Linked DNA regions of Homo sapiens: region 1 is linked to region 2. A link is an interaction called in ENCODE POLR2A ChIA-PET data of the cell type or tissue named here. Cell type or tissue: OCI-LY7. All regions are shown on one strand. Each heading gives the region's core, and the rest is flanking DNA. Links, peaks and the distances in the headings are about the cores only.

Region 1 (15,843 bases), core at 4,056-12,055, 250 kb after region 2:
AGGTGTTGAATAACAACTGAAGGAAGAAAAGGAATGCTAAACTGCTATAAGAAAGTTATATCTGAAATGAGCTTCGAAACGTGATGGGAAGGAGGAGTGAGGTGTCCTCAGCAGCTAAGATGGGAAGAACCTCAAATAGTGAACTGGGGAGAGGAGCCCCCTCTTCTGTGATTACCGTTCACCATCCAGGTGGTGGAGAAAGACAGTAACAGGCTCCCCACCCAAGAGATAGTGGGAATCAGGATGATAATGCAAGGATGACTAGAAAGAAAGAAATAACAGCAGTAATAGAATACAAAGTAGAAAAATGAAGAGAACCAACTCTGTTCAGCATAGACTTGACCTAGTGAGAGCAAAGTGTGATGGGCTTTGTAAACATACTTCTATGATTTCCCCTGTAGTGTGTGTGTGTGTGTGTGTGTGTGTGTACCAGAAATTGAACCTATAAGAACTATGATTACAGACTATGAGAGATTTGTTTACTTGTCACCTCCTCAGAAGTTCAAGGTATGAGTCAATGTTAAGCCTTGAAACTTCCCTACAAATGTATCTCAAAAAATTAGTGAAGGGTAAAAAATTACATTATTTAGGCCGGGCGCGGTGGCTCACGCCTGTAATCCCAGCACTTTGGGAGGCCGAGGCAGGCGGATCACAAGGTCAGGAGATTGAGACCATCCTGGCTAACATGGTGAAACCCCCTCTCTACTAAAAATACAAAAAAAATTAGCTGGGCATGGTGGCGGGCACCTGTAGTCCCAGCTACCTGGGAGGCTGAGGCAGGAAAATGGTGTGAACCCAGGAGGCGGAACTTGCAGTGAGCTGAGATCATGCCACTGCACTCCAGTCTGGGCGACAGAGCAAGACTCCGTCTCAAAAAAAAAAAAAAATTACATTATTTAGAAGTCATGAAATCTGTGTGATTATTCCACGTTAAAAAAAAATTCATCTTTTTCTCTTAATTCCACCAGAAACATCGAGAGTTTTACCAATGGTCTTGGAGATATTCTAAAATTCTGAACATGGAATCTTAATAACATCTGTTGATAACACTTTCATGAGTTCATCGTATATTTCAAACAGGTTTAATTTTGTCTAGTAAAGTGACATAACCAAGACTCCTTCTTAGTTCAATATTGTGGCAATAGATCAAGACACATGTCAATGTCAACATGTCACTGAAGAAAGAAAGACATTAGGCCTTGCTATTACTTTCACCCAAGCTCCTGAAACCTGGAAAAATAGCAGGAGAGATAGGAAGTTGAAACTCAGAAAAATTCCTAGGCAGCTAAGAGATCTTCATAAGGATACATCAAAAAGAGGCTGAAATTAACCAGCTGACTCTTTTCAACTCTTAAGGGAAACTCCTATATGGGAGACATGGTCAGGGATGGCGGTCATGTTACCCACAAGGAGGCGTTGTTATGGAGACAGCTTTGAAGGATCCCTGGCAATTCCAGTGTATAATTAAGGCTAGTGAGTGATCACAGAACAGCCAGCAGGGTGGTCTCCATGGAAACCACCAAACATATATTTTCACATGCAGAGCAAATGTTCTGAATCAATGACTCTTTATATAGGTTTAAAAACATTGTGAATGATGCATCAATTGCTTCTTCTGTGAGACAATAACTGATTAAATATGCAGTGAGAGACCTTGTCCTCATGCATGCTGAATTCTGAGTAGTGTCTAGAATAGACAGTCCACAACTAAATTCACTACCTAGAACTAGTGAATACAAACAGTAAATTCAGACCCAGGAAATCACTGGTTAATTTCATGAGAGAATTAAAACAGCAGATTGATGGAGTCAAGGAAGACCTGCCAACTGCTGGCTCTCATTAATCTAGGGCTCTCTACATATTATTTAATCCTCTCAATAACATAGACATTATTATTGCATTGTTTACAGATGAGAAAAAATGATTCATACACCTAGAAAGTGGCAGACAAGACTCAAAAGCTGGGTTCAAATTAAGTCTTGGTCTAGGTCTGTATGACTCTACATAATGCTCTGTGTCTGCAGAGCACTTTTCCACCCCCCAGCCATTTTCACATATATTATCTCATATATTCTGCTTTGAAACACTTAGGATCACAGGTTCTAGCATTTTCTAATTTTGCAATATGTCCCCCCGGGTCCTTGACTCTGTGCCCAACTTCTGTACCCACAATGCGCTCCAGGTTCTAGGACTTACATGGGACCATATCTAAGAAGGCTTTGCCCATCTTTCACTCTGACAGTATGAACACCATTCCATCCTAAGGAGCAATAGGAAGGAAAATCTCATGCCATAAGTGTAACAAGGTCTCACTCTGTGGCTCAGGCTGGAGTACAGTAGTGCAATCATAGCTCATTGCAGCCTCAAACTCCTGGCTCAAGCAATCCCAATCCTCCTGCCTCAGCCTCCCAAGTAGCTGGGACTACAGGTACAAGCCACCACACCTGGCTAATTAAAAAAAAACTTTTTGTAGAAATAGGGTCTTGCTATGTTGCCCAGGCTGGTCTTGAACTCCTGGCCTTAAGCAATCCTCCTGCCTTGGCCTCCCAAAGTGCTGGGATTACAGGCATGAGCCACCACACCTAGCCTATAAGTATAAATTCTGACTGTCCAAACAAAGCAAAAAGAGAGATAAACAATCCAATTAACTGCTTGTAGCATTTACAACACAATCATCCACAAGAGAAGGTGGAATTTGGAGACAGGGGTGAAAGGTCAGATTGCTGCATATTTCCTACTTTAATCAGTCTTATTACATAATTTTAAAATCTGGCAAATGCTTTATTAAGTAGGCACTGATAATTAATAATATAGTTCCTAGCAGATCATTATATAATGCTACAATTCAATGTAAATGTGATTAGCATTTAGTCTTGAATACCAGATACAATAGTCAGCACTGTCAGAGCTTGTTATCATCACAACGTTTGTGCACTATCTTTGGATATCTTTCTAGTTCAGACTCCTTGCTTTACAGATGAAACAATGGAGGATTACAGGGTGTCTTAGTCCATCTGGGCTGCTATAACAAAATTCTATAGGCTGGGTAGCTTACAAGCAATAAAGATTTGTCTCTCATAGTTCTGGAGGCTGGTAAGGCCAAGGTCACAGCCCCTGCAGATTCCGTGTCTGGTGAAGGCTGCTGTCTCAGAGATGGCACTTTCTCACGGCATCCTCAAGGTGGAAGAAGCAAGGCAGCTCTCTGGGACCTCTTTTACAAGGACACTAATGCCCTTCATGAGGGCTCTGCCTTTATGAGCTACTCATCTCCCAAAGTCCCCGCCTCTTACTACCATCACCTTGGGGCTTAGGATTTCAAGGTATTGATGTTAGGGGAACATAGACATTCAGACTAGAGCAAAGGGGTTCCGCGAATAGTGACCAAAGTCAAACAGTGAGTACTTCTTCCTTTCCTTTTTCCCCCTGAAATCCCAGTCTCTCTACCACGCACCTCATGGAAAAGACTAGAGCCTCCGTGCATGCCTCTCTCCTATCACTGCCCAGGACATCTCTAGTATCACCCAAACTGTAAGAATCTAGTGCTTGGGCAACATAACAAGATCTCATCTCTACAAAAAAATAAAATTAGCCTGGCATGGTGGTGCGTGCCTATAGTCTCAGCCACTGGGGAGGCCGAGGCAGGCAGATTGCTTGAGGCCAGGAGTTTGAGGATACAGTTGCATGATGGCATCACAGCACCCTGGCCTGGGTGATAGAGAGATCCTGTCTCTAAAAAAAAAACAAAATCAAGTATATCTTAAAACCCCTGGAGTTGCCAGCTGTTTCAGGCCAGCAGTACATTATGACATAGTTTTAGGGAAGGGATAGGGGAGGCAAGTGAGGTGCCTAGGCTGCGGCATTTGAGGAGGTGCTTGTTCACACTCAGGCACCAACCCAGCACTGCACAGCCCAAGAGTGAGGGCCACCTTCATCTTGGTCCTGTGTATATGAAAGATGAAATTCTAACAATGGAAAATATAAATGAAACCAAATCAAGAGACTTATTCTGAGCAAGCTATGAAAAGTTATTTTCCCAGGGCCATAGAAAAAAACAGACAAAGGCTGGGTTTTCTGCCTGTCATTGTCTTCGGGACATGAGATGGTGGTAGCAATTACGGCATCAGCTTTAAAGGAAGAAAGTGATCTTACAGAGGCAGCTTTGAAAGGAGGAGCACAGACTGGCTCCTCAGGCCCCACAAGCATTGCCGCTGCTGTCCCGGGAAGCTTCTCCGCCCCTTGCTCTTGCGCCACATAAACTCACTCTGACCTCCGCTGCTTCTTCCCAGTGATGCTGAGAACTCAAGTCAGTCTGAAGTTAACAAGAGTAAGACAAGGCACTACTCAATCCAGGAAGAATTCTCATGTGAGGATTGAAATCTGCTGGAGAAACTGACTAGGAGAAAACTATAAACTCACACACACCACATCTTCCTTTCACGTCTACACACGTCCCTGCATTTCTCTTCAATTTGTTTACTTTGTTCTGCCTGAGTGCTTTACATCATATGTGAGAGGGGATCCTGAGATTTTATGAAGATGCAGTTAGATTTTACATGCCCAAATTTACCAAAATGAGAGATTATTTTTTAAAGAGTTGCTAAATATTCCAATACTTTTGGCTTCTTAAATTTTTTCTCAAATGCCCAGAGAGAAAAACAACAATAATAGTGATAACAACCTAAAATGACTTCAAAGGCACTTTTTCTCCACGCTAAGTATTCTCAGATCTGAGGAAGATACTGAAAAAGGTGAGGACCAGAGACAGACATGGATGCCTTCTCTCAGAACTTGGAACTGATGAAGTTGATGTGACATCTTCGAAAACAGCCCCCAAATGGGTCCTTTTGGAGCAGTGAAGAAGGCCCCTCGGCCCCCTTAACGACCTCCCTCCCTGTGTATTTTTTAGTCTTCACATAAGCCCGATTCTCCTCTGGCACCACTGAAACATCCTTCTGAGTCACTTTCTGAACATGCTGGCACCCAGTGTAGGCACAATGACATCATGGGAATGCTGTATTGCTAAGTACGATTTTGTCGTATTTCAAATGTCAGCACGTTTTGATGTGTAGGTGGTTCAAAGAATGGATACATATTCTACCACGGAGGATCACAAGCTTATTTTCAAATAGGAAAAAGAGAGAGAGAGGGGAGATTGCTTGATGTACCCGAGGCTGGAAGAGATAGATCTTAATGGCTCATTGAATCCAATTTTCATTTAAGAAGAATTAGCATTAAACCACAGCAGCCAATTAAAAATCCTCCCTCTTCTGAATTAACTATTGAAGAGAAAAATTATAAACTTCCCTCAGAATTTAAGAAGAAAAGAAAAATACAATAAATAAAAAAGAGACTTGAAACTAGTTGTCAAATAGGTAAACTCATATACACAGGAAAAAAAAAAATGTCCTAAATCCTAAAGGACAGGATTTAAGCACTATGCTTTGAGCACTATTACTTTACAGCTTTCAGGGATGATTTGCATGCCATAAAATTCACTTATTATAAAGTGTAATGATTGTTAATGGACAAATTTAATAAATTAACTTAAATGATGATGCAACCATCACCACAATCCAGTTTGAAAGTTTCCATTAGCCAAAAAACTTCCTTTGAGTCTATTCACAGTCAATTTCTTTCTCTAAGAAACCACTGGTATACTTTCTGTCTCTATAAAATTGCCTTTTTATGGGCATTTCACACAAACTGAATAATACTATATGTATTCTTTTGTGACTGGATTCTTTAGCTTAGCATAATATTTTTGAGGTTCATCCATGCTGTAGCAATGTATTAATAGCCCATTCCTTCTGATTATTGAATAGTATTCCAAATTGTATATATATATACTATATCTTATTTATATATTCACTAGTTGATGGACATTTAGAATTATTTCCAGTTTGGGTTTCTTATGAATAATGCTAATATGAACACTCATGTATGGGTTTTTTTGTGGCCATATACTTTCATTTCTCTTGGGTAGATTCTTAAGAATAGAATTGCTAGGTTGTAGTCACTTTATGTTTAATCTTCTAAAACTACCAAACTGTTTTTGAAAGTGACTGTATATATGCCTACCAGCAATTTATGAATGTTCTGGTTTCTCCACATCCTTGCCAACATTTGGCACTGTCTGTACCTTTTTAAAAAATTATAGTAGTGGGTGCGTGGTGATATCTCATCATGGTTTCAATTTGCATTTCTCTAATGACTAGTGATGCCAAACACCTTCCTATGTACTTATTAACCATTTAGATATCTTCTTTTATGAAATATCTGTTCATGTGTTTAGATCAGTTTTATTTTTTATAAGTATCAACATTATCTTTTTTTTTTTTGAAATGGAGTCTTGATCTGTCACCCAGGCTGGAGTGCAGTGGCACAATCTTGGCTCAATGCAACCTCCACCTCCTGGGTTCAAGTGATTTTCCTGCCTTGGCCTCCCAAGTAGCTGGAACTACAGGCGTGCGCCACCACACCCAGATAATTTTTGTATGTTCAGTAGAGACAGGGTTTCACTATGTTGACCAGGCTGGTGTCGAACTCCTGATCTCAGGTGATCCACCTGCCTCGGCTTCCCAGAGTGCTGGGTTACAGGCATAAGCCACTATGTCTGGCCTCAACATTATCATTTTATTTATTTATATTTTTTATTTTTATTTTTATTTTTTTTGAGACAGAGTTTCACTCTTGTCGCCCAGGCTAGAGTGCAATGGCGTGATCTTGGCTCCTGGGTTCAAGCGATTCTCCTGACTCATCCTCCTGAGTAGCTGGAATTACAGGCATGCGCCACCACATCTGGCTAATTTTGTATTTTTAGTAGAGACAGGGTTTCTCCATGTTGGTCAGGCTGGTCTCAAACTCCCGACCTCAGGTGATCCGCTCACCTCCGCCTCTCAAAGTGCTAGGATTACAGGTCTGAGCCACCAAGCCTGGCCTATTTATTTATTTTTAACTTGTATTTTTTGTTAACTTTTAGGTTCAGGGGTACATCCCCAGGTTTGTTATATAGGTAAATTGCATGTCACAGGGGTTTGATGTACAGATTATTTCATTACCCAGGTAATAAGAATAGTACCCAACGAGTAGTTTTCCAATCCTCTCTGTCCTCCCATCCCTCACCCTCAAGTAGGCCCCGGTGTCAGCCGTTACTTTCTTTGCATCCTTGTGTTCTCAATGTTTAATTCCCACTTATAAGTGAGAACATGCGATATTTGGTGTTCTATTCCTATGTTGTTTCGCTTGGGATAATGGCCTCCAGCTCCATCCATGTTGCTGCAAAGGACATGATCTCATTCTTTTTTTTTTTTTTTGAGATGGAGTTTCGCTCTTGTTGCCCAGACTGGAGTGCAATGGCGCTATCTCAGCTCACTGAAACCTCCACCTCCCAGGTTCAAGTGATTCTCCTGCCTCAGCCTCCAGAGTAGCTGGGATTACAGGTGCGTGCCACGACGCCCAGCTAATTTTTGTATTTTCACCATGTTGGTCAGGCTGGTCTCAAACTCCTGACCTCAGGTGATCCACCTGCCTCTGCCTCCCAAGGTGTTGGGATTACAGGTGTGAGCCACCATGCTCGGCCAATCTCATTCTTTTTTATGGCTGCATAGTATCCCATGGTGCATATGTGCTACATTTTCTTTATCCAGTCTACCATTGATGGGCATTTAGGTTGATTCCATGTCTTTGCTATTGTGACTAGTGTTGTGATGAACACACATGTGCATGTGTCTTTATGGTAGTACAATTTACATTCCTTTGGCTATATGCCCAATAATGGGATTGCTGGTTTGAATGGTAATTCTGTTTTAAGTTCTTTCAGCAATCAACAAACTGCTTTCCTTTAGACCATTTTTAAATTGGGTTGTAGGTCATCTCATTGAGGTGTAAGAATTCTTTATATATTCTGGATATAGTTCCTTTATCAGACATTATGATTTGCAGATATTTTCTCCTAGGCTGTGGCTTACCTTTTAATTTTCTTTTTCTTTTTTTTTCTTCTTTTTTTTTTTTTTGTTTTGAGACAGAGTCTCGCTCTGTCGCCCAGGCTGGAGTGCAGTGGCGCGATCTCGGCTCACTGCAAGCTCTGCCTCCTGGGTTCATGCCATTTTCCTGCCTCAGGCTCCCGAATAGCTGGGACTACAGGTGCCCGCCACCACGCCTGGCTAATTTTTGTATTTTTAATAGAGACCAGGTTTCACCATGTTAGCCAGGATGGTCTTCATCTCCTCACCTCATGATCCGCCCGCCTTGGCCTCTCAAAGTGCTGGGATTATAGGCGTGAGCCACAGCACCTAGCCTACCTTTTCATTTTCTTAATGGTGTTTTTTGAATTGTAAAAGGTTTTAAGTAAACTACATTTTATCAATTATTTTATGACTTATGCTTTTGGTGTCATATCTAAGAATCTGCCAAACCCAAGGCCATTAAGGCTTTTTGTTATGTTTTCTTCTAATAGTTTTCCAGTTTTAGCATTACATTCAGGTCTGTGATCCATTCTGAGTTAATGATGGCGAGCAAGGATCTAAGATTGTTTATTTGTAGGTTGGTTTGTATATGGATATCTGATTGCTCCAACACCGTTTGTTGAAAAAACAATCCTGGCCAGGCGCAGTGGCTCACGCCTGTAATCTCAGCACTTTGGGAGGCCGAGGTGGGCGGATCGCTAGGTCAGGAGTTCAAGACCAGTCTGACCAACATGGTTAAACCCTGTCTCTACTAAAAATACAAAAATTAGCCGGGCATGGTGGTGGGCACCTGTAATCCCAGCTGCTCAGGAGGCTGAGGCAGAAGAATGGCTTGAACTCGGGAGGTGGAGGTTGCAGTGAGCCAAGATCGCACCACTGTACTCCAGCCTGGGCGACAGAGGGAGACTCCATCTCAAAAAAAAAAAAAAAAAAAAAAAAAAAAAATTCTTTCCTCATTGTGATTGGCACCTCTGTTGAAAATTAATTGACCATAAATGCCTATCCCTACACCAATACCATAATGTCTTGATTATTCTAGCTTAGTACTAAATTTTCAAATCACATAATTTAAGTCCCCCAACTTTATCTTTGTCAACATTGTTTTGGCTATTGCATTTCCAAATAAATTTTAGACAAATTTGTGAATTTCTACCAAAAAAAAAAGCCTGCTGGGATTTTGACAGGGATTACATTGAATCAATTTAGCAAAAATTTCCATCTTAACAATATTGTATTTCTTGATTTTTTAAGATTTTATTTAATTCCTCTCAAAAAGGTTTTATAGTTTTCAATGTATAAATGTGATACTTCTTTGTTAAGTTCCAAAGTATTTTTTCCTTTTTGATGCTATTGTGAATGGAATTGTTTTCTTAATTTTATTTTAATAAACATGACTTTTCATTACTAATATATAAAACTTTGAGCTGGGTGCACTGGCTCATACCCATAATCCCAGCACCTTGGGAGGCTGAGATGGGAGGATTGCTTGAGGCCAGGAGTTTGAAACTAGCTTGGGCAACATAAGACCCCATCTCTACAAAAAAAAAAATATTTTTAAAGTAAAACTAGTTTTATTTATTTATTTAAGAGACAAAGTCTTGCTCTGTCACTCAGGCTGGAGTGCAGTGGTGACAATAGCTCACTGCATCCTCAAACTCCTGAGCTCTGGCGATCCTCCTGCCTCAGCCTCTTGAGTAGCTGGGACCATAGGCACATGCCACCATGCCAGACTACTTTTCTTATTTTTTGTAGAGACAGGATCTCACTATGTTGCCCAGGCTGGTCTCAAGTGATCTTCCCACTTCAGTCTCCGAAAGTGCGAGGATTATAGGCATGAGCCACCACACCCTGCCTTCAACTATTTTTATAGTTTCCTTGGGATTTTCTATATATATGATGGTCTCATTTGTGAATAAAGACAATTTTATTTCTTCCTTTCCAATCTGGATGCTTTTTTTTTTTTCCTATTGCACTGCCTATTGCATTCCTAAAAACTCCATTCCAATGTTCAATAGAAATGGTGAAAGTGGACATTCTTATGTTGCTCCTGATCTTAGGGGGAAAGTATTCAGTCTTCCCCTGTTAAAGATAATGTTAGTTACAGGATTTTCACAGATTTTATCAGGTTCTCTTATATTACTAGTTTTTTGAGAGTTTTTATAATGAATAGATGCTAGATTTTGTCATGATTTTTCTGAACCTATTGAAATGATCATGTATTTTTGTTCTTTAGTCTGTGAAAACAAGGTATTACATTAGTTAATTTTTGTATGTTAAACCAACTATGCATTCCTGAGATAAATCTCACTTGATTATGGTGTATAATTCTTTTTATATGTTGCCAAATTTGGTTTGCTAAGATTTTGCTAATATATTTGTCCCTGTGTTCATGAGGAATATTGGTAATTTTCTTATTATTTGTTTTATCTGGCTTTACAGCTGGGTAACCCACCTCATAGAATAACTTGGGAGTTATTCCCTCTTCCTTTAGTTTCTAAAAGAATTTGTTTTAAAACACTTCTTCTTTAAATATTTGATAGAATTCATCAATAAAGCCAACTGGGGCTGAGCTTTTCTTTTCCTAAAAACCTAAGAAAGATTTTAAATTACTTATTTTTATTTACTTGTTATGGATGTATTCAGATTTTTCATTTCTTCTTGAGTCAGTTTTCCTTATTTGTTCCTTTCTGGGAATTTGCCCATTTCATCCAAATTGACTAATTTTCTGTCATAAAGTTATTCAAAATCTGAAGTTATCTACAATATACAATCCTTTTAGCTTCTATAGGATCAGTAGTAACATCTTTTTCATTTCCAAATTTGATAATTTGCATCTCTCTCTCTCTCTCTCTTCTCTCCTATCTCTCTCTCTCTCTGAGACAGGGTCTCACTCTGTCACCCAGGCTGGAGTGCAGTGGCGTGATCACGGCTCACTGCATCCTTGACCTCCCAAGTGATCCTCCCATTTCAGCTTCCCAAGTAGCTAGGATTACAGGTATGTGACACCATGTTCAGCTAATCATTTAAAATTTTTTTCTTGTAGAGATGGTGTATCACTACGTTACCCAGGCTGGTCCTGAATTCTTGGGCTGAAGTGATCTTCCTGCCTTGGCCTCCCAAAGTGCTTGGATTATAGGCATGAGCCACCATGCCTGGCCTCTTTTCTCTTATTTTCTTGGTCAGTCTAGCCAGAGGTTTGTCAATGTTGCTGATGTTTTCAAAGAATCAACATTAATATTCTACATTATTTTTCTGTTTCCTATTTCATTAATTTCCACATTAAACTTTATTATATCCTTCCTTCTGCTTACTCTGAATTTAGTTTGCCCTTTCTTCTTTTCTAGTTTCTTAAGATGGAAGCATAAGTTATTGATTTGAGACCTTCATTCATTTCTGATATGGGTGTTTACAGATATAAATTTCCCTTCAAGCACTACTTTAGCTGCATCTATAAATTTTGATATGTTGTATTTCTGTTTTCATTTGATTGAAAAATTTTAATATCCATTGTAATTTCTTCCTTGACCTACAAACTATTTAGAAGTATATTTAATTTCCAACTAAATGGGGTTTTTCTAGATTTTTTTCTATTGTGAATTTCAAATTTAATTCTGCTATGGTCAGAGAACATACTTCATATGATTTCAGTCTTTTAAAACTTGGGAGTTGTTTTGTCAACCAGCATACTATGTATTGTGGAGAATATTCCATGTGCGCTTGAGAAGAATGTGTATTCTGAAATCAATTGGTGGGGTGTCACATAAATGTCAGTTATGTCAATTGGTTGATAGTGTTGTTCAAGTCTTCTATGTACTTCTATATTCACGCTTTTCTACTGAGTTGTTCTGTCAACTGCTGAGAGTGCAGTATTGAAATCTCCAATTAGTATTGTTAAATAATCTATTTATCTTTTCTATTACTTGTTGTTTCACATACCTTGGGTGCTGTTTTAGGTGTATATATATTTAGAACTGTTATATCTTCCTAATGCATTAACACTTTTATCATTATTAAATGTCCCTATTTTTTCTCTAGTAATATTTCCTGTTATAAAGTCTATTTTGTCTGATTTTAATATAGCCACTATACCCAGCTTTCTTATGGTAACTGTCTGTGTGGTTCTTCCATCCTTTTACTTCCAGCCTACTTGTGTCTTTTACTTTAAGGTATAACTGTTATAGACAGCATATAGCTCATATAGCTGGGTTTTGTTTTTAAAAAATCCAATATGACAGTCTCTATTTTTTGTCAGGTATTTAGTCTATTCATATTTAATGTAATTACGGATATGGCTGCTAGCAACAAATCTCTTAGTTTTTATTCATCTAGGAATGTTTTTATTTCTCTTTCATATTTGAAGAATAGTTTTGCATATATCAAATCCTTGGTTGACAGGTTTTTCTTTCAGCATGTTGAATGTGTCACCCCACTTGCCTTCTGGCCTCCACTGTTTGTGATGAGAAGTTAGCCACTAATTGCACTGTTGTTCCCCCATATATGTTGAATAATTTCCCTCTTGCCACTTTTAAGATTTTCTCCTTGTCTTTCAACAGTTTGATTATAATGTGTCTAGATCTCTTTTTGTTTATCTTACTTGGGACTCACTGAACTTACTGAATCTGTAAATTAATATTTTTCAACAAATTGATTTCTTCAAATATTGTTCTAACCCTCTCTTCTCTTCTGGGATTCTTATTACACATATGTTTGTTGCTATATTTGATGTCTCACAGGTCTCTGAGGCTCTGTTCACATTTCTTCAATTTAAAAAAAACCTGTTTTTTGGCCAGGCACGGGGGCTCACGCCTGTAACCCCAGCACTTTGGGAGGCCAAGGCAGGTGGATCACGAGGTCAGATATCGAGAACATCCTGGCTAACATGGTGAAACCCCGTCTCTGCTAAAAATACAAAATATCAGCCAGGCGTGGTGGCACGCACCTGTAGTCCCAGCTACTCGGGAGGCTAAGGCAGGAGAATCACTTGAACCCAGGCAGTGGAGGTTGCAATGAGCTGAGATGACACCACTGCACTCCAGCCTGGGCGACAGAGCGAGACTACGTCTCAAAAAACAAAACAAAACAAAACAAAAGCCTATTTTTTTAGATTGAATTATTTCATTTGCTTTACCTTCTTATAAGTGGTACTTATAAAAGAACTTATAAGTTCACTTATTCTTTCTTCTGCCACGTCAAATCTGTTGAGTCCCTCTAGAGCACTTTCAGTTCAGTTATTGTACTTTTTACCTCTAGAATTTCCATTTGGTTCTTTCTTTTCCTTTCTGTAAATAATTTATATCTCTTTACTGAGATTCTGTATTCACCGAGTCTTTGCTTCAATTCTTTAAACATGGTTTCCTTTTGATTTCTGAATAAATTTAAATAGCTGCTCTGTAGACTCTTTAGGCTAAATCCTACTTCTGAGGACAGACACCCAGAGATAGTTCCTACTGACCACTTTTTTACTACACACAGATCACATTTTGCTTCTCTGAATGTCTCTCATGTTTTTGTTGAATACTGAACCTTTTACATAACATACGGTAGCAACTCTGAAATCTGACTTTCCCCACAAGATTTGTTGTTATTGTTGTTTTGCTTATTTAGTGATTTTCCTGAACTAAATTGTGAATGTGAAATCTGTCTCCCATATAAGCTACAGCTGCTGATGTCTTTACTCAAATTTTTTTCTTGTTTTTATTTTTAAATCTGGTGTCTAAGGGTCATCCTCATGTCTGCATAGCTTAGTGTTCTGGCAAAGACTAGTCAGAAATTTTGCTCCAACACCTTGGGCCAGAAAGGCTTCTCCCTGCTCCTGACTCTGTGTGCGGGCTGGGAGAGCACATTCAAACCCCAGGCTGTTTTCACATCTGCCCTGGCTTTTACTTTCTGCTAGCTCTTTCACAGCTCCTCTGTGTGTGTATGCAGGCTCTGCTGGCCAGGAATACGTGAGCCTGTTCCATCACTACTGCTCATATACACAGACTAAGTTCAATCTGGGACATATTAAAAAAAATCAAGCCCCTGATTGCTGTCTCATCTCTCAGAACTACCTATTAAGTCCCCCACTAGACCACTGGTCCACTGCTTGTTCCAAAGAGGACTATCAACTCAAGCTAGTAAAGCTACTGGCCTTTCGTGTTCATGCACCACCGAGTTGGCCTATTTAACAGACAATCCTCCAAACAGAGTGAACCCCTCTTGGAAGTGGTGGTAAGCCTGCTGGTTTTCACAGCCTCGCCTGCTCTGGTTGAACTATCACACTGGGGAGGAGGGAATGGGAGTGATGATAGGCAAGAACACCACAGATTCGTTCTGTTCCTACCCAAAGGTTAATAGTTTTCATGAACAAATGCGTCTCAATTTATTGCATATATTTGGTCAATTTTTAGGGAGCTGAAATGGATGTTTTTGACAGTTTTCTTCCAGCTTTCTAGCTGTTTTTTGGGAAGAGGTTTCATCAACCTCCTCACTCTGTCATGCCAGAAATCAATATCTCAGCTACTTTTTACATTCTGCTAGAATTGGAATTATTAATGCTATTAAAAAATAGGCCATGTGGACCGAGCACAGTGGCTCACACCTGTAATCCTAGCACTTTGGGAGGCTGAGGTGGGTGGATCATTTGAGGTCAGGAGTTTGAGAACAGCCTGGCCAACATGGTCAAACTCCATCTTTACTAAAAATACAAAAATTAGCTGGGTGTGGTGGCGCACACCTGTAATCCCAGCTACTTGGGAGGCTGAGTCAGGAGGGTCGCTTGAGCCTGGGAGGCAGAGGTTGCAATGAGTTGAGATCATGCCACTGCACTCCAGTCTGGGCAACAGAGTAAGACCCTGTCTCAAAACAAAACAAAACAAAAACAAAAACAAAAACAAAAAAATGCATGGGGGTGAAAATATCATTAAAAATCTTATTTTCAAAGCAAAATGTTTGAGGTTTTTTTTCTGGAGAAACTTCAACCCATAAAACACAAAGATGACTAAAAGCCCAAGTTAAATAATGATTTCATTAAATTAAATTTAATTAATTAAGGAGGCTTACTCCTTGAAAGCAGCATCTAGAGCTCTACAACTTGCCTCCCTCACAGGCACTAAGGAAATGAAACGTGCCAACAGAAGTTGGCCCCACCATGTTTCAGTTAAGATTGGCCATCCCACAGCCACTTCCCCGCTCCTTCTGTTTCTTTGTGGTTCCCCCACCACTTTATCTTATGCTTCCCCCATAGTCATTCGGATACACAGAGGTTGTTCTTAGAATAATCCCTTTTCTAAGGTTTCATAGAAATGCCCCAACCTGGCCATTTGTCTATCTTCCTTTCTCTATCACCTTGGATCGACTGAGTCCCCTTGTGTAAGTCACTTGAGCTCTGGACACCTGCACAGCCTCCAGGAAGGAAATAAGGAGCCTATCCATGATTGTCTTCCAGGACTGTAAGAAAGATGAAATATGCCATGTTGATAAAATGAGCAGGCCTCAGAAATCGTTACCTGAATGAAGGAAGGATCAGGCTCAGGGACAGCGCCTAGAAGTGGTCTCATGAAGCTCAAACAACTTCACATTACCCAGGTTCTGAGATCTTTGGATACACAGGCTCTTGAGAGAGAATTTCCCACCCCTCTTGTCTCTTACCTTAGCAAAGAAAATCCAGGCTGCACACTGCCCTGGGGCCAGAAGGTTTTTTAGCTTCACTGTACTGAACATGAGAAAGAATCCCAAAAATCCACTGGAAGGAGAAAAGATTCTCTTGTTAGTGAGGCTTGTCTTCCCTTAGCCAATGGCTGACTAGTGTCTGCTACATTTTACCAATCAATTTCAAATTATTATGCAACCTCTACCTCATCTGTGTTTTCTAGATCTGTGATCTCTGGATGAAAATAAA
Region 2 (15,843 bases), core at 4,372-12,371:
GGCATGGTGACTCACACCTGTAATCCTAGCACTTTGGGAGGCCAAGGTGGGAGGATCACTTGAGGCCAGGAGTTCCAGACCAGCCTCGGACAACATGGTGAGACCCCTGTCTCTACAGAAAAAAAAAAAAATTAGCTGGGTGTGGTGGTGCATGCCTGTAGTCCTAGCCACTCAGGAGGCTGAGACAGAAGGATTGCTTGAACCAAGGAGTTTGAGGCTGCAGTGAGTTATGATTACACCAGTGCACCCCAGCCAGGGGAACAGAGCGAGACCCTGTTTCTAAATTAATTAATTAATTATGTAAAATAAAATTACCATGGCTATCATTGGCCCTTTACTTATCTGCATAACTTTTAGAATTAGCGTATGAAGATTGTCATAATACTCATTAGAATTTTCACGTAAATGTTATTGGATTCGCAGATGACTTTGGGAAGGATTGACTTCTTTAGGATTTCTTGGCTTTTTATCCACAAACATGATAAATATTTCCATTTGTTTAGATTTCTGAAAATATATTTTTTCATAGAGCTTTATAATTTTCTCCAGACAACTCTTGCACATCATTTGTTAGTTTAATTCCTAGGTACTTTGTGGTTTGGCTGTTATAAATGGAATGTTTCAGATGTTTATTGCTGGTATATCGTAATGCAGTTGATTCTTCATATACTGACATTATGTCTACCAACCTATATGTGTTCTTAAAGTTCGAACTTTAACATGTGATTCCTCTGCCAATTCTTAGTTCTTCCTGGACACCAGGGACTCCTTTCTGTGTGTATTTTTTGTTTGTTGGTTTGGTTTGGTTTGTTTTGTTTTTGGGGTTTTTTTTTTTTTTTTTTTTTTTTGAGACGGGAGTTTCACTCTTGTTGCCCAGGCTGGACTGCAGTGCTATGGGCTCACTGCAACCTCTGCCTCCCAGGTTCAAGCGATTCTCCTGCCTCAGCCTCCCGAGCAGCTGGGACTACAGGCATGCACCACTACGCCCGGCTAATTTTGTATTTTTAGTAGAAGTGTGGTTTCACCATGCTGGCCAGGCTAGTCTCGAACTCCTGACCTCGGGTGATCTACCTGCATCAGTCTCTCAAAGTGTTGGGATTACAAGCGTGAACCACTGCTCCCGGCCTTCTTTCTGTTTTTAAATCTACCTGTGGAAGATTTTCTAACTCAGTCCTTTGCAGAGTGTCAGGCACACTGCAGACATTCAATAAATATCTGTTAAATAAGTAATAGCCAAATAAAGGGATTTTCATTTGAAGAATTGTGCATTCACTCCTCTATGATCTGCAAATTCCATATTCAGCTATGTTAGCATAAGATTATGATACATGCATTTTTGCCTCCCTATTTAATATAGGTAAAATTTAGTTAAATGAAGAGAATAGCCCTTAAAGAAGGGAGGGAGAAGAGGAATATCAAAAATTGATAGCTGGGAGGAGGTGAGAAGGCATTGTTGCTAGGCAACAAATTTTATTTCTAGCAGTTGCTGACCCCAGTTCTAGAAGGTCTCCTTTCCCTCTCTCCTCTTCTTCATTCCCCTCCTCTTCTCATCTGATAGAGTCAAGAAAAAGATCACCCAGGATAGTGGGAGGTGGGAGTGGAGGGGAATTTGTTTACTGAACAAATCTCATATCTGGGGCAAAACGATGATTCGGTTTTCTTTTTTTCTGTTTTTTGAGACGGAATATTGCTCTGTTGTCCAGGCTAGAGTGTAGTGGTGCGTCCTTGGCTCACTGCAACCTCTGCCTCCTGGGTTCCTGCCATTCTCCCACCTCAGCCTCCCAAGTAGCTAGGACTACAGGCATGTGCCACCACGCCCAGCTAATTTTTTTGTATTTTTAGTAGAGACGGGGTTTCACCATGCTGCCGAGGCTGGTGGTGTACTCCTGGGCTCAAGCCATCCGCCTGACTTGGCCTCCAAAGTGTTGGGATTACAGGGGTGAGCCACTACACCCGGCCGTGTCTCTTTAAGGTTGTCTTCAGTTTGAAATCATCCTTATGCCAAAGGGGCACATTTTGGGGTGGCATATTCTGCTACCCTATATAATAATGACTAAAAAAGATGCTCAGTATCTTGATGATGTTTCTTGATGAGACTTAGCTTCTTTTTTTTTTTTGAGACGGAGTCTCGCTCTGTCGCCCAGGCTGGAGTGCAGTGGCGCGATCTCGGCTCACTGCAAGCTCCGCCTCCCGGGTTCACACCCTTCTCCTGCCTCAGCCTCCCGAGTAGCTGGGACTACAGGTGCCCGCCACCACGCCCAGATAATTTTTTTTTTTTTTAAGTTTTAGTAGAGACAGGGTTTCACCGTGTTAGCCAGGATGGTCTCGATCTCCTGGCCTCGTGATCCACCCGCCTCGGCCTCCCAAAGTGCTGGGATTACAGGCATGAGCCACCGGGCCCCGGCCGAGACTTAGCTTCTTTCATCTTTGTCCTTCCTCACCCAAGTCTCACCCTCAGCGCTCATCTGACAATCTCTCGCCTCATATATCCATCTGAGCCTCTCTCTGTGTCTGTGTCCTTTGTGTTTAAGTTTTCTGTGAAGACCTCATTGTGACAGGAATGTGCATGATAGGAGAGCAAGTGCTTCACCGAGGCTCCCTTCCTGTGCCCCAGCCTTCTCTGCAGAGGCACCTACCCCCACCCAAACCTCAATAATCCCTTCTGAATGTGACTTGCAGTCTCTGGAAGTTGAGGGAACAAATCAAATAAATGCCCTCCTACTCTCCTTAGCATGATTCCCAAGTGGAGACGTTCAAGTGACCCTTCAGATTTCTCCACGGAAAGGATGCATGGTTGCTAGGAAACCAACAATAGGTCTTAACCACACCTAGCATGAAAATACTCCCAACCTAAAGCTCTGTAATTACATTCGGGATTTTTAGCTGCTGCTCCATTATCATCTTTTAAAAATTCAATCTGACAAATATTTATGGAACTTGTACGTGCAAGGAACTTGCAAAGCACAGAACTGATCATGTCACTCTTCAGCTTAAAAGCCTTCTATGTCCTCCCTCCTGCATGTTGACAAAAAGAGTTAAATTCTGTAAAATATTTGAAGAGATTTATTCTGAGCCAAATATAAGTGACCATGGCCCATGACACAGTCCTCAGGAGGTCCTGAGAACATGTGCCCAAGGTGGTCAGGACGCAGCTTGGTTTCATGCATTTTAGGGAGACATGAGACATCAATCAAATACATTTAAGAAATATATTGGTTTGGTTCAGAAAGGTGGGACAACTCAAAGCGGGGGCTTCCAGGCTGCAGGTAAATTTAAACATTTTCTGGTTGACAATTGGTTGAGTTTATCTGAAGACCTGGGATTAATGGAAAGGAATGTTCAGGTTAAGATACAGGATTGTGGGGACCAAGTTTTATTGTGCGGAGGAATCTATCAGCAGACTTTAGAGAGAGAACAGGTTGTAAATTGTTTCTTATTGGACCTAAAAGGGTGCCTGGCTCTTAGTTGACTATCTCCTGAATCTAGAAAGAAAGGAAGGAAAACAAAGGGGGAAGGGGATTCTCTATAGAAGGTGGATTTTTCCCACAAGAGACTTTGCAGGGCAATTTCAAGGCATGGCAAGGAAATATATTTTGGGGTTAAATATTTTCTTTCTTGTCTCATAATGTTATGCCAGAGTCAGATCGAAAAGCAAGTCACAATATACAGGGTCAAATAAAACCATGAGATGAGAATCCATGCTTTGTAGGGCATAACTCCCCAGACCCCTTAGGTAGGCATTTGGGAAGATAAAAAGTCAGAGCTGAGCCGGGCGTGGTGGCTCACACCTTTAATCCCAGCACTTTGGGAGGCCGAGGCAGGTGGATCACCTGAGGTCGGGAGTTCGAGACCAGCCTGGACAACATGGTGAAACCCCATCTCTATTAAAAATACAAAAATTAGCTGGGTATAGTGGCGCACACCTGTAATCTGAGCTACTCCAGAGGCTGAGACAGGAGAATCGCTTAAACCTGGGAGGCGGAGGTTGCAGTGAGCTGAGATCGCACCACTGCACTCCAGCCTGGGCAACAGAGCAAGACTCTGTCTCCTGGAAAAAAAAAAAAAAAAAGCTTAGTCCTCATGTCCTACCCTCCCAAAAATGGAAAATGAAGTCAAAACTGCCTAATCTGGCCTGCAAAGCCAGCCTCCTTTCCTGCCTGCTGTAGCCTCACCTGGCGGCTGCTCACTGCCTCCACTGTATGCTCTTGGGTCTTTCTGAAATCCCATCCTGCTCTTGCCTACACAATGCCTTGTCATCTTTCCAAGCCCAGCTTAAAAGGGATGATTTATTCCAGGCTGAATGAATTGCTCATTCCTGTTCATTAATAATTTGAGGTGTGCATGATTTATGCAACAAAAATGTTTTATCTATGCAGTACTAAACACATCTTGTTTTCCTTCTAGCTTGCTCTTTTTTTTTTCAGAGATGGGGTCTCGCTATGTTGCCCAGGCTGGAGTGCAGGGACTATTCACAGGTGCAGTCAGAGCCCACTATAACCTTGAACTCTTGGCTTCAAGCAAGGCTCCCCGCCTCAGCTTCCCGAGTAGCTGGGAGAAATCACCAGTGAGCTCGGTTGCCTTCGTTCTTTATAGGAAACAGCTGCTAACTATTCTCTGTCTGCTTCTATCATATGGGTTCCCTATTGGTAACAAAACTAACACAGCTGATAATTCTTTTATTTCACAAATTATGGTCCTGACTTAATAAATACAGAGTTAAGAATTTTAAAATTTAAGAGGCAGCTAGTAATTATCCCAGAGGGGTTTTTAAAAAATTATATGCGCTCTGCTACCCAATCATGATTAGCACGGCAATGGGAGATGTCCCCGTATATCCAGGCTTTGTTCAGGTTTCATTAAATTTGGATGCTTCCAGAATGCTTCTACTCAAGAGAACAAGCATTATTTGAAGCTTCATGGTATCAAAAAGTTCATTCCTAAAGAAATAAATGGCTTTCTGTGATAACATAAACAACTTGCCAGCTATCAGCCATGAAATCTGGATTATCAAGATAGCTAACTTCTGGTTTTGTTTAGACACATGCTTACAATTCTCTCCAAACCTTGGTGCACACACAGGCCCTGTTTCTTGCAGCCTCTGCCTTTCATCGCCGCCATTGTGACAAATGGATTTGACGGGACCATGGATCTTTGAAATTGTTTCCCTTCACCACTCTCCTATATGTTTCCCTATATGATCATACTGGGAAAGCATTTCCCAGTATGATCTTAAATCATGGATAGTTTTAGTATCAGAGTCCTCCCAGAAAGCAGACACTGCCAGGCCCAGCAGCGATCCTGGCAATTTGGGAGACCAAGACAGGAGGATGGCTTGAGGACAGGAGTTTGAGACCAGCCTGAGTAACAGAACCAGACTCCATCTCTACAAATTTTTTTTTTCAATACTTAACTGAATATGGTGGTACCAGCTACTAGAGTCCTAGCTACTTGGGAGGCTGGCTGAGGCAGGAGGATTGCTTGATACCAGGAGTGTGAGTTTACAGTAAGCTATGATTGCACCACTGCACTCCAGCCTGGGTAACAGATCAAGACCCTGTCTCAAATTAAAAAAAAAAAAAAAAAGGCCAGGTGCAATGGCTCACATCTGTAATCCCAGCACTTCAGGAGGCTGAGGCAGGCAGATCACATGAGGCCAGGAGTTTGAGACCAGCCTGGCTAACATGGTGAAACCCTGTCTCTACTAAAAATACAAAAATTAGCCAGGCGTGATGGCACATGCCTGTAATCCCAACTACTCGGGAGTCTGAGGCATTAGAATCGCTTGAACCCGGGAGGTGGAGGTTGCAGTGAGCCCAGATCATGCCACTACACTCCAGCCTGGGCGTCAGAGTGAGACTCTGTCTCAAAGAAAAAAAAAAAAGAAAGAAAAGAAAAGCAGAAACCAATTTGGATATTTTAAGAGGAACTCAAAGGGGATTTATTATATAAGAGCTGAATGAGTGGAGAAGCCAAACAGAGAATAGCAACAGCAGGAAGTACTAAGGCTGGAAGACACAGAGTGAACGGAGCCCAGGATTCGGCATCACTGGGCAGATGCCGGAGCTGTTCACAGAGACACCACTCTTCCGGTAGCTTCCATGCTATATCAAGCCAGAGAGGACAAGGAACTTGAGAAGTGTAGTTCCCTGAGAGAGCTGATGGGAGCCCCGGAAGGCACGGAATGGGTGTGGTGGCAAACAGAGCACCAAGGGAGCAGGCTCCATGACTTTCAGCCCTGGAGGTGCGGCTCTGTGGCCCCGGGTGTTCTCCCAGGCCTCCTCTTAATCCATCTCATCCCAGTAAACCTCGCTGATGGGGACTGTGAAAGATGCCCCGCTCTTCTCCATGAGGGCTGGCCAGCTTTGGGGGAAATACGAATCTAAGTTTTCTGTTGTTTTTCTAATTAAGTTTTAAAAATAATTTTCAAGGAAGAAATTAACACCTCTACATTAGAACCAGGTGCCATATTTAAATTTCAAGTGGTTTTTAGTTTATCTCAAATGAATAAGTCTTTCTTTTCAACATTTAATATTCAAATACCTGTTCATAAAAATGCGTCTTCACCCTATTTTTGCCATATTTATTCCCTAGGGGATTTTCTTGGTTTGAGTCTTATGTTTAGCAGACACTTCAAGTCGACAAATTGAAATTGGCCGGCCATGGTGGCTCACGCCTATAATCCCAATACTTTGGAAGGCTGAGGCGGGCATATCACCTGAGGTCAGAAGTTTGATACCAGCCTGGCCAACATGGTGAAAACCGGTCTCTACTAAAAATACAAAATTAGCTATGCGTGGTGCATGCTGGTAATCCCAGCTACTTGGGAGGCTGAGACAGGAGAATTGATTGAACCTGGGAGGCAGAGGTTGCAGTGAGCCGAGATCACGGCACTGCACTCCAGCATGGAACACGAGAGCAAAACTCCATCTCAAAAAAAAAAAAAAGAGTTGGTGGGGGGCCGGGCACAGTAGCTCACGCCTGTAATCCCAGCACTCTGGGAGGCCAAGCCAGGTGGATCACGAGATCAAGAGATCAAGACCATCCTGGCCAACATGGTGAAACCCCATCTCTACTAAAAATACAAAAATTAACTGGGCGTGGTGGCGGGCGCCTGTAGTCCCAGCTACTTGGGAGGCTGAGGGAGCACAATCACTTGAACCTGGGAGACGGAGCGTGCAGTGAGCCGAGATTGCGCCGCTGCACTCCAGCCTGGCGACAGAGCGAGACTCTGTCTGAAAGAAAGAAAGAAAGAAAGGAAGAAAGAAGGAAGGAAAGAAGGAAGGAAGGAAGGAAGGAAGGAAGGAAGGAAGGAAAGAAAGAAAGAAAGAAAGAGAAAGAAAGAAAGAAAGAGAAAGAAAGAAAGGAAGAAAGAAGGAAGGAAAGAAGGAAGGAAGGAAGGAAGGAAGGAAGGAAGGAAGGAAAGAAAGAAAGAAAGAAAGAAAGAAAGAAAGAAAGAAAGAGAAAGAAAGAAAGAAAGAGAAAGAAAGAAAGGAAGAAAGAAGGAAGGAAAGAAGGAAGGAAGGAAGGAAAGAAAGAAAGAAAGAAAGAAAGAAAGAAAGAAAGAAAGAGAAAGAAAGAAAGGAAAGAAAGAAAGAGAAAGAAAGAAAGAAAGAAAGAAAGAAAGAAAGAAAGAAAGAAAGAAAGAAAGAAGAATCTCCTTTAAATTAGAAGGAAACTCTTAGTGTACTGCAGGATTCCTTTGCTAGGCTGAGCCCCAGTTGTCTGAAAGTCATTTGCCCAAAACATTTAACACTAACTCCTGAAAAATTCTGTACATGCTAAGAAGATCTGAACCACTTAGTGCAATAGGAATCTGCTAAAAAGCACCTAGGATAAGGGAAAACAACATAGAAAATCTGTATTTCTTCTTCTTCTTTTTTTTCCAAGACGGAGTCTTGCTCTGTCACCCAAGCTGGAGTGCAGTGGCATGATCTCAGCTCACTGCAACCTCCCCCTCCCGGGTTCAAGAAATTCTCCTGTCTCAGCTTCCCAAGTAGCTGGGATTATAGGCACGCACCACAACGACCGGCTAATTTTTGTATTTTTAGTAGAGACGGGTTTTCACCATGTTGGCCGGACTGGTCTTGAACTCCTGACCTCGTGATCCACCCACCTCAGCCTCCCAGTGTGTTGGGATTCCAGGCGTGAGCCACCGCGCCCGGCCGAAAAATTGTATTTCTATTCACAATGAGACAGGACTATTAAAACCACATGTTTATTTTTGGAAACTCTAATCTTCAGTAACTCTCATTTACAGTTCAACCACAATATGAAAACCCTTTATTATTTTATATCCAACTTTTATTATAAAAATAATAAATGCCCATATAAATATTTGGAAAATAAAAAGTATAATAATTCATGTTTTTAAAGCCATAACTTCAACATCTGATGATAACCTCTGTTAATACTGCAATGCCTATCTTGTGTGTGTGTATAAAACAACCTTGTAATCATATCACACATAGTTTTATATTCTGATTTTTATCATTTATCACTTTATCTTATGGATTTCTCCACACTAAAATGTTGCCCATTAAAAACTTATTATTATTATTACTATTATTATTATTTTGAGACAGAGTCTCTGTTGCCCAGGCTGGAGAGCCCTGGTGCCATCTCAGCTCACTGCAACCTCCGCCTCCCAGGTTAAAGAGTCTCCTGCCTCAGCCTCTTGAGTAGCTGGGATTACAAGCACGCACCACCACACCCAGCTAACTTTTGTATTTTTAGTAGAGACGGAGTTTCACCATGTTGGCCAGGCTGGACTCAAACTCCTGACCTCAAGCAATCCACCTGCCTCAGCCTGTCAAAGTGCTGGGATTACAGGCGTGAGCCACTGCACCCAACCTAAAAAATTCATTTTAATTGGCTCATGATACTTCATTGTTTGACAGTACTATAATTTATTAAATGATTTCCCTATTGTCAGACATTTAGGAACCACACTACAATTTATGCCTTGACAATCCAACATGAAAAGACTGTTTTTTTTTTTTTTGTCTTGAAAAAGGAAGTAACATCATCCCGAAAGAAGCTGGTATTTCCTCTTCTCAACCTCTGGTTCTCTCTCTTCACTGTCTCTGGTTTCATATTAACTTCATTTGAAGGCTTCTTCTTTTGCTATATTAAAGAATAGGAGTGAGAAAAGCAGCTACCACCTAGAGAAACTCTGACCAAAGGAGTGGCAATGGACGATTAATAAAATGATTATTTTAAAGATAAGCTTTGTTCTTGTTCTTTATAAATTGCAAGTCATGGCTGAATAATCATTTTTAAGAATATGTGTATATTTTTAGCCAGTTTTGGTGGCACGTGCCTGTAGTCCCAGCTACTCAGGAGGCCAAGGCAGGGGTATTGCTTGAGCCCAGGAGGTCAAGGCTGCAGTGAGCCATAATGGCGCCACTGCACTCCAGCCTGGGTGGCAGAGCAAGATCCTGTCTCAAAAAAAAAAAAAAATATATATATATGTGTGTGTGTGTGTGTGTGTGTGTGTGTGTGTGTGTACACATATATATTCCTTTTTAAAATATATATATATATATATATATTCTTATTTTTAAGATGCTTTAGATGAGTCAGTGTTCTCCAGATAGATGGATCCAATAGGATATATAGAGACATGAGAGGGGATTTATGAGGGGAATTGGCTCATGTGATTATGGAAGCTGAGAAGTCCCATGACAGGCCATCTGGAAGCTGGAGACCCGGGGATGATGGTAGTGTGGCTTTGCCCAAGTTCGAAGCCTCAGAACTGGGGAAGCCAATGGTATAACTCTCAGTCCGTGGCCAAAGCCCTGCGAACTCGGGGCTGGTGGAGGAGGATGCTGGTGTAAGTCCCGGAGTCCAAAGGCCAGGGAGCCTGGAGTCCTGCTGTCCAAGGGCAAGAGGAGAAGGCCGTCCCAGCTCCAGGAGAGAGCATGAGACTCTGCCTTCCCTCTGTCTTTCTATTCTCTGTGGTCCACCAGTCGATTGAACGTTGCCTGCCCACACTGAGAGCAGATCTTCCCTGCTCAGTTCACCAAATCACAATCCAGTCTCCTCTGGAAACACCTCACCAACACATCCAAAATGATGGTTTACCACCTCTCTAGATATTTCTCAATTCATTCAAGTTGACACCTAAAATTAACCATCACACTTAGAAATCCCTGTTATGTTGGCTGGGCACGGTGGCTCACACTTGTGATCCCAGCACTTTGGGAGGCCGAGGTGGGTGGGTCGCCTGAGGTTAGGAGTTTGAGACCAGCCTGGCCAACATGGTGAAACCTCATCTCTACTAAAAATACAAAAATTAGCTGGGCATAGTGGCGGGTGCCTGTAATCCCAGTTACTCAGGAGGCTGAGGCAGGAGAATCACTTGAACCTGGGAAGTGGAGGTTGCAGTGAGCTGAGATTGCGTCACTGCACTCCAGCCTGGGTGACAGAGTGAGACTCCATCTCAAAAAAGAAAGAAAGAAAGAAAAGGAAATCCCTGTTATGTGAGTGATGAGTTATGAATTCCACAGAAGGCTGTGATTAGGTATCTGTTTTGATTTATTTGGGATACCCATTGGTTTTCTTTTTCTTTTTCTTTTGAGACAGAGTTTTTCTCTTGTTACCCAGGCTGGAGTGCAATGGCGCAATCTCGGCTCACTGCAACCTCTGCCTCCTGGGTTCAAGCGATTCTCCTGCCACAGCCTCCCGAGTAGCTGGGATTACAGGCGCCTACCATCACATCTGGCTAATTTTTTGTATTTTTAGTAGAGACAGGGTTTCACCATGTTGGCCAGACTGATCTCGAACTCCTGACCTCAGGTGATCTGACCCCGTCGGCCTCTCAAAGTGCTGGGATTACAGGCATGAGTCACCGCACCCGGCCTACCCATTGGTTTTCTTGTGACCTTTTGTATTTTTGTAGTAGGCATCAATGATTTGGAGTGGGATTGGTCCTCTCGTGTGTGTGTGTGTGTGTGTGTGTGTGTGTGTTTATTTTGAGACAGAGTCTCACTCTGTCACCTAGGCTGGAGTGCAGTGGCACGATCATAGCTCACTGCATTCTCAAACTCCTGGGCTCAAGCAATCCTCCCTCCTTACTCCCAAATAGCTGGGACGACAGGCGTGTACCACCATGCCCAGCTAATTTATTTTTTTTTTCAGACGGAGTCTCACTCTGTTGCCCAGGCTGGAGTGCCGTGGCGTGATCTCGGCTCACTGCAAGCTCCACCTCCCGGGTTCACGCCATTCTCCTGCCTCAGCCTCCCGAGTAGCTGGGACTACAGGTGCCTGCCACCATGCCTGGCTAATTTTTTTGTATTTTTAGTAGAGACAGGGTTTCACCATGTTAGCCCGAATGGCCTCGATCTCCTGACCTTGTGATCAACCTGCCTCAGCCTCCCAGAGTGTTGGGATTACAGGCGTGAGCCACGGTGCCCAGCACCCCCCCTTTTTTTTTGAGACAGAGTTTTGCTCTCATGTTCCAGGCTAGAGTGCAGTGCCGTGATCCCGACCTCAGGTGATCTGCCCGCCTCGGCCTCCCAGAGTGTTGGGATTACAGGCGTGAGACACTGTGCCCAGCCTACCACTGCACCTTCTAATCTGGGGTTCATGTTACAAGTACAAAGGAAGATAAAGCAGTGAAAATTATGTCCCTTTTTAGGAGTGGAATTTGGATAGAAGACTCTTCTGCTGAGATGTTTGTAAACAACAGGTCACCTGCTAATTGAATAGAAGGATCTAAGCATTCCTTTGGGGTGCTACCTATGAGCATTGAACATCTCCTTCTTTCCACAGGAGCCATGTGCAGCTTGAGTATCCAGGGGTCATCCAGTCTGTTTCTTCTTCACTCAAGTCTACACTCTTTTTAAACACCCATCTAGAGGTAGAGCCAGAGGGGAGTTACATTTGGGAGGAAAAAAGAGAGAAGGGCTATGATTCATGGAGAGAACTGGCTCAAAAACTGCAATCCAGGTCAAGGTCACGGCTCCCAGCGTAAACTGAAGAGCCAGGGACCCTCGGCATCAATGGCTTGGCTCTTGGCACCGCTTCGGGTCAGGCTTAGTGTTGATACGGTTCATCAATTTGTTTTCAGAGAGCTGCCCCAAAGTCAGCAGGGTCAGTCAGTTCTAACCAGCAGGCAATCGAATAGCCAGCAAAGGCACCCCAGGGAGGGGGAGGAAGGAAGAAAGTAGGACGCCCGACTTGATCATGCTAATCCTTTAAGAACCCATCCGGCAGAGCCCAGTGTTTCAATCTTCTGCGCATATTAGCACTCAGCCATCAACCGACCCAACACATTTTCTCCTCATTTGCAAAATAGTTCTACAGACAAAATTGAAAAGCCATCTCTTTGGTTTCCTTAAGTACTGGGATGGGAACTGTAACTCCCATCAGTTCATCAGCAGAAGGACATATCTTTTTTTCCAATCTGCAAGACAGGCAAGGAAACGGGAGGATTGGTGAAATCATGGACTCAGAGCTCCCAGCCTGGGAGACAGCTTTCCAGGGAACCCGAGGAGGGGTGGAAACAGACGTGCTATTCGGGTGGTGTTAAACTATATTTCGCTCCACCCGAGAGAGATGTGAATGCCAATTGCCTCATATAGATCACCAAACTAGCACAGATGAAACACAGAATAGTAACAAAACTTGCATGATCCAAACAGCTGCTGAAAGTCTCCTTCTGCCAAAAACACAGAGCATCTGGTAAATCCTGAACTTGTCCTAGCATTTTTGTCAGAAGGTAAAGGAAAAAAGGAAGGTGGCTCCAACCCTGGAGTCAAGTCTGGCAACCCAGGAGGCAGGTGTGGGTGATATGGAAGGGAGGGGTCTAGACTGTTAAGCAAGTAAAGAAAGTAAGGAAGGGTTAAGTGCTTCACCTTAACCTTTGTTGATTTAAAAAAGATATCAGAAAGTTCGGCTGGGCGCAGTGGCTCCTGCCTGTAATCCCAGCACTTTGGGAGGCTGAGGCGGGAGGAGGGCTTGAGGCCAGCAGTTCAAGACCAGCCTGGGCAACATGGCGAAACCCCGTCTCTACGAAAAATACCAAAATTAGTCAGGTGTAGTGGTGCACACCTATAGTCCCAGCTATTTTGGAGGCTGAGATGGGAGGATTGCTTGAGTCTGAGAGGCAGAGGTTGTGAGTGAGCAGCACTGGAAGGTGGAGATTGCGCCACTGCACTCCAGAGGGGGCGAGAGAGCAACATTCTGTCTAAAAAAACAAACAAACCAAAAAGATATCAGAAAGTTTATCCAAAAGGTACATGCATTTGATGATACAATGTCTATCATTTGCTTCAAAATTAGTGGCAGCAGAAAAGGAGCTGAGGATAGCTAGGTGGGAGTATAGAGAAAACAGGATTGTCAGCCGGTCTGGTGGTGCACACCTGTGGTCCCAGCTACTTGGGAGGCTGAGGCAAGAGCATCCCTTGAGCCCAGGAGTTCGAGGCTGCAGTGCGCTGTGATTGTGCCAGTCAGAAGCCACTGCACTCTAACTCAGGCAACATAGTGAGATCTGTCTCTAATAAAAAAATAAGAAAGAAAGAAGGGAAAAGACAAACAGGATTGTCTATGAGTTGATCATTGTTGAAACCAGTTGATAGATTCACAGGAGTCCATTATATTACTGTCTTTATTTGTGTGTATGTTTGACATTTCCCATAATGGCAAGTAAAATGCGGCAGGGTGCAGTGGCTCACGCCTGTAATTCCAGCACTTTGGGAAGCTGAGGTGGGAAGATCGCTTTAGCTCGGGAGTTTGAAACCAGCCTGGGCAACATGGTGAAACCCCATCTCCATAAAAAATAAAAAATAAAAAAACATAAAAATTAGCCAGGCTTGTTGGCACTCACCTGTAGTCCCAGCTACTCAGGAAGCTGAGGCAGGAAGATTGCTTGAGGCCAGGAGGCTGAGGTTGCAGTGAGCATTGCTTGCACCACTGTACTCCAGCCTGGGTGACAGAGCAGGACCCAGTCTCAAAAAACAAAAACAAAAACTAAGTAAAATGAAACAAAACAAAATATTTTTTAGTGTAATACTCATTCTAAGGCAAAACAAAAATGCTAAAAGGAAGAATGACTTAAAGACATGACAAGCTTTCAAAAAAGAAACTGTCTATTGATAAGAGCACAAGCAATCCCCTTTAGGGAGAAAGTGTGTGTGTATTTTGGGGAGCAGGGCGGGGAGGCAGCATTAAGAGCAGGTGACTCGGCTGGGTGTGGTTCACCTTCCCTAGGGCCCATATGGACATTTATGGGGACATTTTTGCTTGTCGTACTCATGGGTGGCGATGTTGGTTCTCAGTGAGTGGAGGGAACCAGGGATGTTAAAAGTCCTTTAATCCAAGGACATAGAACTGCCCCCCCTTTGGCCCCGATGCCAGCAATGCCCCAGCTGAACAGTACAGATGTAAGAAAACCAAAGTGCCAAGGTAGCCGCGGGGGGAGCCCATCTGTTCACCTGATCTTAAAAGCAGATGCTCCATGCACAGGGAGGATGCACAGTAAAGGATGAATAATAGGCCAGGCGCGGTGGCTCACACCTGTAATCCCAGCACTTTGGGAGGCCGAGGCAGGCAGGTCGCTTGAGGTCAGGAGTTCGAGACGAGCCTGGCCAACATGGAGAAACCCTGTCTCTACTAAAATACAAAAATGAGCTGGGCGTGGTGGCAGGTGCCTGTAATCCCAGCTACTCAGGAGGCTGAGGCAGGAGAATCACTTGAACCCAGAAGGCAGAGGTTGCAGTGAGCTGGGATTGCATCACCACACTTCAGCCTGGGTGACAGAGCAAGACTCCCTCTCAAAAACAAAAGATGAATAAGTGGATCGAGAGGCTGGGCACTGGGGTCCCTCATGCCTATAATCCCAGTGCTTTGGGAGGTCAAGGCAAGAGGATCATTTGAGCCCAGAAGGTCGAGGCTGCAGTGAACTATGAGCACGCCACTGCATTCTAGCCTGGCCAACTGAGTGAGACCCTGTCTCAAAAAAAAAAAAAAAAAAGAAAAAAGAAAAAAGAAAAAAAAAGAAAAAGAAAAAAAGGAAAAAGAAAAAAAAGTAGGTCAAGAAAGCCAAAAATGGGCTGAGTAGAGGCTTGTCAAGATTCAAGAGTCAAGGCATTGGCCGGGTGCGGTGGCCTACGCCTGTAATCCCAGCACTTTGGGAGGCCGAGGCAGGCAAATCACCTGAGGTCAGGAGTTCAAGACCAGCCTGGCCAACATGGTGAAACCCTGTTTCTACTAAAATATAAAAATTAGCTGGGCATGATGGTGGGCGCCTGTAATCCCAGCTACTCAGGAGGCTAAGACAGGCAAAGCACTTGAACCTGGGAGACGGTGGTCACAGTGAGCCGAGATCGCATCCCTGCACTCCAGCCTGGGTGACTGAGCGAGACTCCGTCTAAAAATAAAATAAAATAAAATAAAAGCCGGGCACGGTAGCTCACGCCTGTAATCCCAACACTTTGGGAGGCCGAGACGGGTGGATCACGAGGTCAGGAGATCGAGAACATCCTGGCTAACACGGTGAAACCCCATCTTTACTAAAAATACAAAAAGCAGCTGGGCATGGTGGTGCACACCTGTAGTCCCAGCTACTTGGGAGGCTGAGGCAGGAGAATTGCTTGAACCCGGGAGGCAGAGGTTCCAGTGAGCTGAGATTGTGCCACTGTACTCCAGCCTGGGCAACAAGAGCAAAACTCCGTCTCAAACAAACAAACAAAAAAAAAATAGAGAGAATTGGAGGCCAGTCACAGTGGCTCACACCTGTAATCCCGGCAATTTGGGAGGCCGAGGCAGGTGGATCACCTGAGTTCAGGAGTTCAATACCAGCCTGGCCAACATGGTGGAACCCCATCTCCTCAAAAATACAAA

Evidence for each region. Peaks named below come from ENCODE experiments on the same cell type or tissue, not always from the same donor. Only the 100,000 strongest peaks of a DNase experiment are listed, where the experiment ranks them.
Region 1: POLR2A ChIA-PET joins it to region 2 with 14 read pairs; 2 of 35 experiments call an interaction of 5 or more read pairs at or near these places.

What each region holds. Positions count from the first base shown.
Region 1 is chr18:23,336,603-23,352,445 of GRCh38, forward strand. SLC35D4 (solute carrier family 35 member D4) reads right to left here. Exons shown (of 15, transcript NM_032933.6): 13 at 15,594-15,687. Among named protein-coding and RNA genes, the nearest start is that of SLC35D4, 93 kb to the right of the region's middle. In OCI-LY7, for the core only: no CTCF peak of the experiment used is centred there; no DNase peak of the experiment used is centred there.
Region 2 is chr18:23,082,494-23,098,336 of GRCh38, forward strand. No RefSeq gene overlaps it. Among named protein-coding and RNA genes, the nearest start is that of CABLES1, 45 kb to the right of the region's middle. RefSeq lists an enhancer at 1,767-2,267. In OCI-LY7, for the core only: no CTCF peak of the experiment used is centred there; a DNase peak (open chromatin) is centred at 9,048; H3K27ac peaks cover 556 bases.